2 separate regions of the Homo sapiens genome follow, and region 2 is linked to region 1. The links are chromatin loops, found by intact Hi-C in ENCODE. Cell type or tissue: Calu3. All regions are shown on one strand. Each heading gives the region's core, and the rest is flanking DNA. Links, peaks and the distances in the headings are about the cores only. Region 1 has its middle 15 kb from the start of LINC00626. Region 2 overlaps DPT (dermatopontin).

The links. Hi-C counts contacts between places; a loop is a spot of excess contacts. Peaks named below come from ENCODE experiments on the same cell type or tissue, not always from the same donor. Only the 100,000 strongest peaks of a DNase experiment are listed, where the experiment ranks them.
Region 2: it touches region 1 in a loop (3-fold over the local background); 2 of 110 quality-filtered maps call a loop at or near these places.

The regions. Positions count from the first base shown.
Region 1 is chr1:168,799,057-168,804,445 of GRCh38, forward strand. No RefSeq gene overlaps it. Among named protein-coding and RNA genes, the nearest start is that of LINC00626, 15 kb to the left of the region's middle. In Calu3, for the core only: no CTCF peak of the experiment used is centred there; DNase peaks (open chromatin) are centred at 2,455 and 4,995.
Region 2 is chr1:168,690,649-168,696,037 of GRCh38, forward strand. DPT (dermatopontin) reads right to left here. Exons shown (of 4, transcript NM_001937.5): 4 at 4,820-5,389. Among named protein-coding and RNA genes, the nearest start is that of DPT, 36 kb to the right of the region's middle. In Calu3, for the core only: no CTCF peak of the experiment used is centred there; DNase peaks (open chromatin) are centred at 2,623 and 3,073.

The sequences.
Region 1 (5,389 bases), core at 139-5,138:
GAACACCTTTTATTTTATTTATTTCTTTCCTTATCAAACACTGACTAGAACTTCTAGTATAAGATGGAATACAAGTGGTTGATGGCAGTCATCCATGCCTTGTGGCTCATCCTAGAGTTAAAGCATTCAGTGTTTTACTGTTATTGAATTCATTGTAGGGTTATTATAGATGCCAGTTACTAGGTTTAGGAGGTTTTTTCTCCTACTACAGTGCTGAGAATTTTATAAGAAAAGAGTATTAAATTTTGTCGAAAAATTTCTCTCACCACTCATTTTACTGAGGTGGTCTGAAACCAAACTTACAATTATCACCAAGGTATGCCTATATAACAACAATAAGACAGAAAAAATTCTATCAGTACTATAAAGAATTGGGTTTAGTTGCTGCTTGCCTATGGCGACCTACATAAATCATTCTGCAACTAGATATAGTATTTGAATTGCCAATGCTATCATCACCCATTTCTGGTAAGGGTAGAGGCATGATATAGGACAGGAGAAAACCATTCTCTTTAAAAAGTTTAATTTTTAGTTCTACTCCCCAAGTTATTATAGGAGATTGATTGGCTATGCAACCCACCTACAGAGAACAGCAATTTTTACTACAGCCAAGAAGGAAATAAAATTGTTTCTCTAGGCCCTCCATGCTATTGAAAGGGGATACATTGTATTTAGAAGTTTGACCTCTGGTAGATGTACCAGGCACAAAACCATTACAGACTAAAGAAAGATTTGATGGATGCCAAGAACTTAGGAAGGAGAGCTGCCTTGAAGCAATAACACTATGTCATGTTCCTTGCATACTGAAAAAACTTTCATCAAACTATTTTGTGAGACTTTTTGATTTTTCTGCAGTTCACTCTTATAACTCTTTGCAAGGCCAAGGTAAGATATGCCCACACTTGAAGATTCTTCCTAAGAGTTTTCCAAATCAGAATTTTTCCCAATTCCTCTGGCACATTCTACTGATCATCCACTTATCACCTGACTCCTATTGAAGTACAGCGTTCATTAGTCAGAAGAACGCAGGATTGGGGAAGATCTTAGAGTTATTCATTTACTCCTTGGCATTCTTCCTGTTCTGTATGCCAACTGATGTTCTGTGCACTTTGTATGATTAACTCACTTAATCATTAATCATTTAATCATTCCAATAACATTTATTGAGCTCATACCAAGCTTTTACAATATATTAGGACTAATGCTTGCTGTAAAATAGCCCTTCTGTCAAGGAATCCACAGTAAGTTAGGTGAGGTAAACATGTAACACAATGTCTTATAATTACCTCTTTAAAAGCAATGACTAATTATGCAAAGAAAAATACAGAATGAGGGAGGAAGGATACCTAATCTAGGAGACAGGAAAGAGGGAACATGTTAGGAAGAGCTTCCTGAAGGTGCCATCTGAGTGCTGAGTCTCAAGCAAGAGCCTGTAGAATGGAGTGAGGCTGTGATGGGGCATGGTGGGTGGGGAGAGGGGGCAGGACATCTCAAGCAGAAAGGAGAATGGGAACAAATGCACAGAAGCAATAAAGACAAGATCTATGAAAGCCACGACCAGCTTCTTGTTGCTAGAGCATAAGGATTGAGACAGGCAGTGCAAGAGAGAAGGCTGAAGCTATGGACGGGGTTAAGTGAAGGAGCATAGTCTTTGACCTGCGTAGACAATGGAAATCCACTGAAGAATTTTAATTAGGGGATAAGTGGTCAGATTTATATTTTATATGTTTCATATAGCTTAGATAGTCTGGTGGCAATGGAGGGAGGTGCATAACTGGAAATGTACAATCAGGACATTTGTACTATTAGAATTATGAACTTCAGCATAATATATATTCATATTATTAATGTAGTAAACTGTTTTATAGTGTATTAGTCTATTCTCACACTGCTATAAAGAACTGCTTGAGACTGGGTAATTTATACAGAAAAGAGGTTTAATTGGCTCACAGTTCTGCATGGCTAAAGAGACCTCAGGAAACTTAGAATTATGGTGGAAGGTGAAGGGGAAGCAAGCACCTTCTACACAAAGTAGCAGGAGAGGGAGAGAGAGCAGGGAAACTGTCATTTTTAAACCATCAGATCTCCTGAGAACTCCCTCAGTATTACAAGACCAGCATGGGGGAAACCACCTCCACAATCCAATCACCCCCCACCAGGTTCCTCCCTTGACACCTGGGGATTACAATTCAATATGAGATGTGAGTGGGGACACAGAGCCAAACCATATCATATAGCTTTCTGTAGTGTACTTGAATATGCATTAAATAATAAATCAACTATACTGAGAAAATCTTAACTTTAAAAAATTTTTCATTAACTTAAATTTTTTCTTTTTTCTTTTTGTTATTTACTTGAAGGGAGCCATGTTTAGGCCCATTTCTGGTTAACAACTAAAGGGAATTGAAAAAGCAGTTAAACCTTTTCTCTTCTACTCTCGTCACAGCCATCGATTAGCTGTGAGTCATTGGAGCAAGGCTCAGGTTTCTCAAACATAAGATAAAGGGATTAGAATAAATGGTGCTTAAGTTCTGTTTAAGCATCAAAGTTCTATGAAGCAATGTTTATTGTATTTAACATTTTCTTAGTCTTCAAAGGGAATTGAAGGCAGATACGTAAGTGCCTTTATATATTTTATCTCTCAGTGTTTCTGAATAGGATAAGTAGTGTGAATATATGTGATAATTAAACCTCACAGATCTGCAACATGAACAGTGTAGAATTAAATACGCATACAGTGCTCATACTAAATAGGAGATAATGCATTTTTGCATATGCCAGTGTATCCAACTATCCAGAATAAACTTATGTGCCAAAATAGTGAGTAGAGTTTAATTTTTATAACTTAAAACATTTTTTTAAATCCCTCTTTACTTTTTCTTGAACGATCCTCTGATTGTAATTTGGAAAAAGCTGAGAACTGGCTAAAGGCTTTAGTCAAGAAAAAAAGTCATTCCCAGTTGACCTATTTTGGACTTATAACCTCCAGAACTATAAGATAATAAACTTGTATTGTTTTAAGCCCCAAAGTTTGCGATAATTTTTAACAGCAGCAATAAGAAACTAACATACTTCCCATAGCCAATTTGTGCAGTGAAACTTCATCTTCCTCAGCAAACATGCTTCCCTCTCTGTGCTCCTGTTTTTAGGGGCTGGCATCATCACCATATACCTATTTATCCTACTAGGAGTCATCTTTGATCTCTACCTCTTCACCACATTTACTTCATCACCAATTCCTGTTCATTCTTTCTACCTCTAGAGTAACTCCTCCATTCTGTTGTATTTCCCTGTTACTGCTGTTTTCAGGCTACAATTTTGAACTGCTGGAGTTTTGTATTCAACTCTAGTCTATTCTCTGTACTTTCAAATTTTATTTATTTATTGTTGAGACCCACAGGAAGAAATAAATTCCACATCAAGATCTAGGGCACACACACACTTCTGAAGCAAAAGCTTCATGAAACAATATTTCCCATACTCTTTTGCAGTATATGCTGATATTTTCTATCCTATGTATTTAATTTTGTAAAAATCCAGCTATTTGTGATTTATTGCAATGGTTTCGTAACTGACAAATGGATCATGACCTGTAGTTTAAGAAGATATTTTTCTACATGGCCACCAGAATGCTCTTTCCAAAATACAATTATTTTTCCTTAAAATCTTTCAATGCCTTCATTACTCTAAGGATAAAGTTCAAACTCTAACATTGTTTCTAAGATCCTCCATCACCCAGTCTTCTTATCACAGTAGCTTCGTCTTTCTCCACTCTAACTGGTTCATTTTCATTTTACAATCCAACCTTACCTGCTTACTTTCTGGACTCAGATTGAGTCTCTGGGCCTTTGCAAGTCGTGTTACCCTTTTCAGACTGTCTTCTACATATCCTCTTCTTATAGCTAATTCCCACTTAGTCTATTTTCTTAGATTAAACCTCACTTCCCTCTAAATGCTTTCTCTCAATGCCTGGACTGGGTTAGGTGTCCCTTTCGCCCTCCTGCATTCTCCCTTAGCACCCAGGACCCCCTGAATGGCAGTGCTTATCAACCTGTATTTAATAACAATAGTGCTGTTTAAGAATAGAGACTGGGTTTTGTCCCCTATGAAATACCTAGAAGGCCTTCAGTAAATGCTTATTGGATGAATAAGTGAAACCTAAAAATTTTTTAAAAGTCAATTACTTTGAACTAAAATTCTATTAACATTTAAATTGTCAATAGTAATAACTTCTTGAAATATTCTATTGGGATAGAAAACAAGTGGTCATTGCTAAAATGGCAATGTGTTTCAGGCCTATATCTCATTTGTACTATTACAAATATCATGGCAGGTAGTAAGAGGTAGGATGTGCTTTGCTTTGTTAAAACCTGGTAATAGTGCAGGGACTTGCTTAAAGCAACATTTACTATCCTTCACATTCAAGAAGACCCTGGTTTATAACCTGGTTGGTTCTTTCTCTTTAAGAACATTCATAGAAGAGCTTTAGTTGCTTTACCAGTGAGCCAAACCATCTATGACAGTTCACTTTTATGGTCTTTGAAGATGCTATTGGCTGATTTTCTGTTCAGCAGGTCATTTCTACCATTTAACCACCCAAATCATTAAAATGGACGAAATAAATTATTCACTAAGACACTGTCTTATGACCAGGGACAAGATGTCTTGGCAACGACTTGGTGTGTATGTTTGTCTCATAAAGGGGAAATCAATAATCCCATCACCAATATCTAGGTTGTCCATCTGTCTAAAATAAACACACAATCATTTATTTCCTTCTTTGGATGTCAACCAAGCTTTTAGAGCAGTTTTCTTTAAACAGCATGAATGCACATGGGTACATATGGACAGAAACAGACACACACATTCTCCATGAGAAAAGAGAGCAAGTTCTATATAAGGAACCCATGATGGGAAACAGCCAAGTGAAATGCACCTGGATGTCTGTGTAAGCAGTCATAAGATTGCCAGTGGCCAGCAGAAGACGAAAGGGAATGCCTGCCTAGGAGAGAAGAGCACGCCTTGTGCAAACATCAAAGCGCTGCTTCTAAGAGGGGTAATTTTTATATTGCTATTGGCAGACATGGATACTAATGCAAATCATTCAGGGCCCTACAAAAGGCCTGACATATTCTGAACTTGATGGGAGCTGGTTGGGACTGTGGCATTTATCTCCTTCCAATCTTTTAAAGTGACATGACGCCTTCCTGTCTCCAGTCTCAGGCTGACCACTTGGGGTAGTTGCTTTCAGGCCACTGTGACAAGAGCTAACCGCTGTGGTTTTGTGTTTGGTGTGACAGGGCAGCTATCCAGAGCTGAAAACAATGGAGACTGAGACAGAGAGGCTGCATTCGCTGAAAAGTTTTTTACAGCACTCACTTGCAATGTT
Region 2 (5,389 bases), core at 390-5,389, 110 kb before region 1:
CCAGCTTCACTGCATTGGTCCATCTAATCATGAGGTGATCCCACAGGTACACTTTCAGTGGGAGTAACAAGAAAAAGAAAAGGCTATAAGGTCTATGTTAATGAAGTCATAATCTGCATTAGGGTCTGTCTTAGGGCTCTACTTTTATTTTTTCATTAAATATTTGTTGAATTTCTACCATGGGTCAGTCCCTATTCTAGGTGCGGGGGATATATCAGACAAAAATCCCCGCCCACCCCACCCCTAGAACTCATATGCTTATATGAGACTTAAAAACAGCATCCAAATTTTCACAGGTTTACACTATTTTACCAACCTGAGCCCCTTTGCCTCTTGGTCCCCCAGTCTCCCAAGGAGTTATTCAGTGAGACTTTCCCTCATTTCTGCCAAGTGCCTAGTACTGTGCTAGCTGCTCACGTGTTGATTTTGATACAGTTCACAGTTCATAAAAACACCAAAATTGTTATGTTACCCAGGATGGTAAAATACACTTTCTGAATGTGTAAGTGATCATTGTGATCGTATGTTATACTTTCCAACTCACTTATCATTAGTGAATAGCTCTTAAAGGGATTAAATGAATGATTACCCAATAATGATGAATAAAGAGAGTAAGAGTGGTATTAACCTCCATCAGAACCACAGTACCATCATAATACCTTGCCTGTTAATAGAATTTCATAATTTTCAAAGTGTTTTTTCAGTTTTTGGTTGCTTAGAGTGTTGATCGATCTATTGAAACCAACCAGAAATCCAGATTAGTTTAAAAATACATGTCTTGGATGCCCATTATGTGTGAAACACTTAGCTAGGCATGGGAAATTTACCAATGAACAAACGGAAATGAGACTCCTGTCCTCAGGGACATGAAGATAAAGACACAGAATGCTGAGGGAGTGAAGAGCCCCAGTCTTGGAAGGCTAAGGGAAGTTTCCTGGGGAAGCTGAATTTATACTTGGCCCTGAAGTAGGACTTCCATGCGTGGAAGACGTGGGGAGAAGATTTCCAGCTTCTGCTGTAAATGTTAGTTTCACATTGGCCTTATGACAGGCTGCACATCTGTTCCATTGTCTCTGGGGATGGTTAGAGACCTTGGAAAGAGCAGGTAATTCTGCATATTAAATTATAACCCATTAGGCGGCCGGTTAGATGAAAGGGCCTGGCTTCATAATCTCTTTCTTTCCATGAAGTAACCATATGGTCACCTTTCAGCTGAAACATTGTCCTAGGACTGAACTGCCTGGAAGCCGGTGACTTTTTTTGTTTTATAAGATTAAAATTACTTTTCTTTTTTGATTATAAATACAATCAATGATAATTATTTTTATAAGTTGGGGAAGGCAGAAAAGTATATAGAAGAACAAAGGAATAAAAAATGCTACAATGCAAATTCATAATTTGCATTTTGCAATATTTCTATTGAGCATTTTTCACTGATACAGTCATTCATTCACATTTATAACTGGGCTTCTTATGGATAAATAGGCCTGCATTGGTGTGAGAGGAAGAAGAAGGTCACACAAAGGTAGATTCAAGTGCTTAGCAAGACACAGTGGCATCTAATGAATAGGTTTTAAAATTAATAGGGATTTTTGGTTGGTTTTGACTTTTTAGAAATATTTCATTCTATGAAAAATTGAGATATGGGTGGGATATGAAAATCTGAGATATGCATGAATATGTTATTATTTCTTACCATAAATTTTAAGGTACGTGTGTTTTTTAATTCTTGCTTTATAAAGGAATGCATTTAATAACAGAGATTCAACAAGTTAGTAGGAAAGGGATGCTATGCCCAAGTATGTCTAGGCAACATTTTGTCAAGGGTTCTGCCTATCCAGTCTCACCAATTCTGGATCTCAGGATGGTAACCAGGTTCAGATAGCACTGCTTAATAATGTGGTTCGATTAAACAGAAGTGGTTTAATTAAAACTGACTGAGACTTTAAAAGGAGAGTGGATGCTATTGACTATGTGATCTCTGTTCTATTGGCCACCGTGATGTGCACAACTGTTTGGTCATGGACTATGTTGAGAAACATTTTCTCTGATTAATAAGAGAAGAACCAAGTAGGCTTGGAGCTAGCTGGGGGACCAGCTAGAGAGATGGAAATCCTTGATTTCCCGGTGAACAAGAACATTTATAAAGACAGAAATATGCAGAATCTGTTGTTGTTGTTGTTTTTGAGTTTGTGGGGACTAAATCCCAGATCTGTTTAAGCATTTGTGAGCACTAATGCTTTTGTGAGAATGAATTTTTCTGAAGGAACTTACAAAAGTGTTGAGTTTCATGTTTGGGTTAAAGCAATCAAGCATGAAGACATATATATGGATGAAGGGCCAGGATGGAGAGAGAACTTCTCCAGGCCATCTGAGTTCCAGATAGATAGAATAAGTTACTACTAACATGACCAAATTGTGGAATGCCTTATGGTACTGATGTGAGAAACCAATCTCTCTTTAGAGCAATATGACTGTATGTTGGACCTCCCAGGCCCCCTTGGTAAGGCCAGTATTTCCTGGAGAACCTTTCTCAAATGCATACCTTATTTTTTGCCTTCCATAATATCATTTCCATTGCCTTAAATTCTACCATCCCCTTTCCTATCCTGACCTCTCACCGCCTTCTATTGAAATGCCGCCTGCCCTTGACTTATCAAACTGTACTGTCACGGTTTGTTTGCTTGACTAACTCCTTTAGTTTATAATTCTCCAGAATGCAGGAACTGTGCCTAGTAAAATGGTTGGTATATAATAAACACTTGATAATTTATTGATTCAGTTACTGAGCAAATGTAAGTGGGACTTAAGTTTGCTTGATAAATGTTTCCTATTATTGACGTTTACTAAAATCCGGCTTACCTAAGGAATTTTATTTCCAATATATACTGACACTGTTTTCCTTCTCTGACTACATTTATTGGGTACTTATTATATGCAAGACACTATGTGATCTCATTTAATTCTTACAGTAACCCTGTGTTGTAAGTACTATATTTCTACAGGTAAGGAAATAGAGTCTCAGGAAAGGTAGGTGACGTGGCCAAGGTCATAAAGCTGGGAAGTGACAGGACCATGATTTGTGTCCAGGAAGTCTGACGCCAGAGCTTACAGTCTTTTCTACTCACCTCAGAAGTCCTACTTGTCCTTCAGGGCCAAGCATAGACTCGGCTTCCTCAGGAAACTTTCTTGCAGTTATTGTCATCATCTATCTTCTCATCTCACCATTAGGCTGAAGGCCTTGTGAGGCAGGAATCATGTATCTCCTCTTTCTATTATCTCATTGTATGTGGCCAGCATCTTGTAAAGTTGTTTAGAAAGGAATTCCTACCTGTACTGGGCAGATGAGGGGAAGGGGGCTTGGGGATTTCTCTAATCTTACACAGCCACCCTCTGTCAGAGCCAGCGGTAGGCCCTAGGTTATCATCTTTAGTTCCAGGCTCCTTTCCTGGAAGAAAATGCCTTAGAAAATCCCTTTATAAACAATTCAGGAGGTGATAGAGTTCAGAGATTCTTAGAATTGCGAGAAACCACAATGGTTACCTAGATAAATGTCCTCATTTTAAACAGTAGGCCTAGAAAGGAGAGGTGACTTATCCAAGACTGTGGAGCAAGTTAGTAGAAAGTTTGGAGTAATGAAAAAACAGAGAACAAAACTTGCAGTTACCAGATCTGGGATTTAGTATTCACTCTGACACTTAGTTCTTATTGAAAGACCTATAACATAAAGTATAATTATTCAGATTCAAACCAAGTTGACAATGTCTTTTCTGTCATTGTCCTTGGCCTATCTACGTGCAAATAATAGTTTTCTTCTTAGTAGAAACTCCTTTTATTCCACTTGGCACAGGCACTATTTATTGAATTGCTTTAAAGAAGTTTTTTTTCTTGACTTATGTCCTCTTGCAGTCTCCTGGCTACTCCCAGCTGCAGCCTCTCCTCCCCCAGCCATGCTCCCTGCACCCTCCCAGCTCCCCATCCTCTCACCAGCCATTTGCTTTCTTCATGGATGCCAAGTCAGCCAATCAGCATTGCTTGTCTCCTTTCCTGCTGTGCTCCACATACCCAACTAAGGCTATTTCCTGGTTTCCATCCTGAACCAGGCTGAAATTGCTAAAATATTAATGGCTCCCTTTGTGAAAAATAACACCGAAGCATCTTATTATAAATTAAAATTGCCAGAGAGTCAGAAACAATGACATGGAGGAAATAAAGCAAAGCTCTAATATGAAAAAGTGTTTTAGGAGTTAAGGCAGGAGAAGATATCCTTAGCCCTGCCTTCCCCATCACAATGCTGGGATCTTGCCGTGGGAAATACCATCACCACTGGCTGAGAGTCACCTTCTTGACCACCTAGAGGGGGTGTATGGCAAGGTACGCGATCCCTGTGGTTTTGCCTGGCTGGCTCTTCTTCTGGGTCCACTGGGAGAGAGGATGAGGGAAGAGCAGCATGGATCAGAAAAAAAAAAAAAAGGCAATCTGCTGTGGATAAAGAAAAGAGGGACTTCCTGTGGTTAAAAATTCATGTGACATCTTGGGATGAGGAAGGTTGAAGGATGCTGAGAAAAGATTAGGCTGAACTCAAAGGCCAAGAAATGTGATTCCTTCCTTTGTTTAATCTTAAGTAAAGCATTTAGCACTTTATGTCTTAAATATCTGATTCCCCCACCACACTCTGTCATTGTCATCATTTTATTCCTGGGGTCTGCATGGTGCTTGGCACAAACCACAATGCTAACCAGGATTTTCAGAATGAATGGATAAATAATCAGCAAGGGAAAGAGTAGAGAGCAAAAACTGACCCTGAATATTTTCAGCATAGTGAACGTTAATATTTTTATTTCTTTTGTAATGAAGAGTACAAATGGTTGGGAGCAGGACATCACAGGAGGAGGAAAGATAGCGCCATCTCTGCAGAAGAACTCCTGAGCCACACACAGAAGGAAAGTTGATCCCCAGGGCAGCCTTTCCCACCAAAAAAATCAGGCCCAATCCAGGAGAGTTTGCCAGTAGCTCCCCAGGGTTCCAGGGTGTCTGCCAGCCTTCCTAGGAATCGTGGGCAGGCTTCTAGGTGCCAGTGACTCAAACTCCTTTTTCCACTTCCCAGTTCAACCTGGTCACTCTCATCCCCACAAGTTCCCAATCTGAATCCCATTCTCTGACCATTCTCTGCTTCCTTGTTTTTAATCTCATTTGAGAGTGATCCTCACGGGTTCCCCTGGCCCCTGCACTCATTTTCCTTACTGGGTATGCTAACGTTTGTCTTCTAATTCAGGAAATCCTTCCAACCCTGTTTTCAGCTCTGCCTCCAAACCCTTCCATTTCCCCATTTCACCTCCCAGTCTCCTCACTCCTGGAGCAAAGAGCTCTGCACTTGGATTGCTAAGCA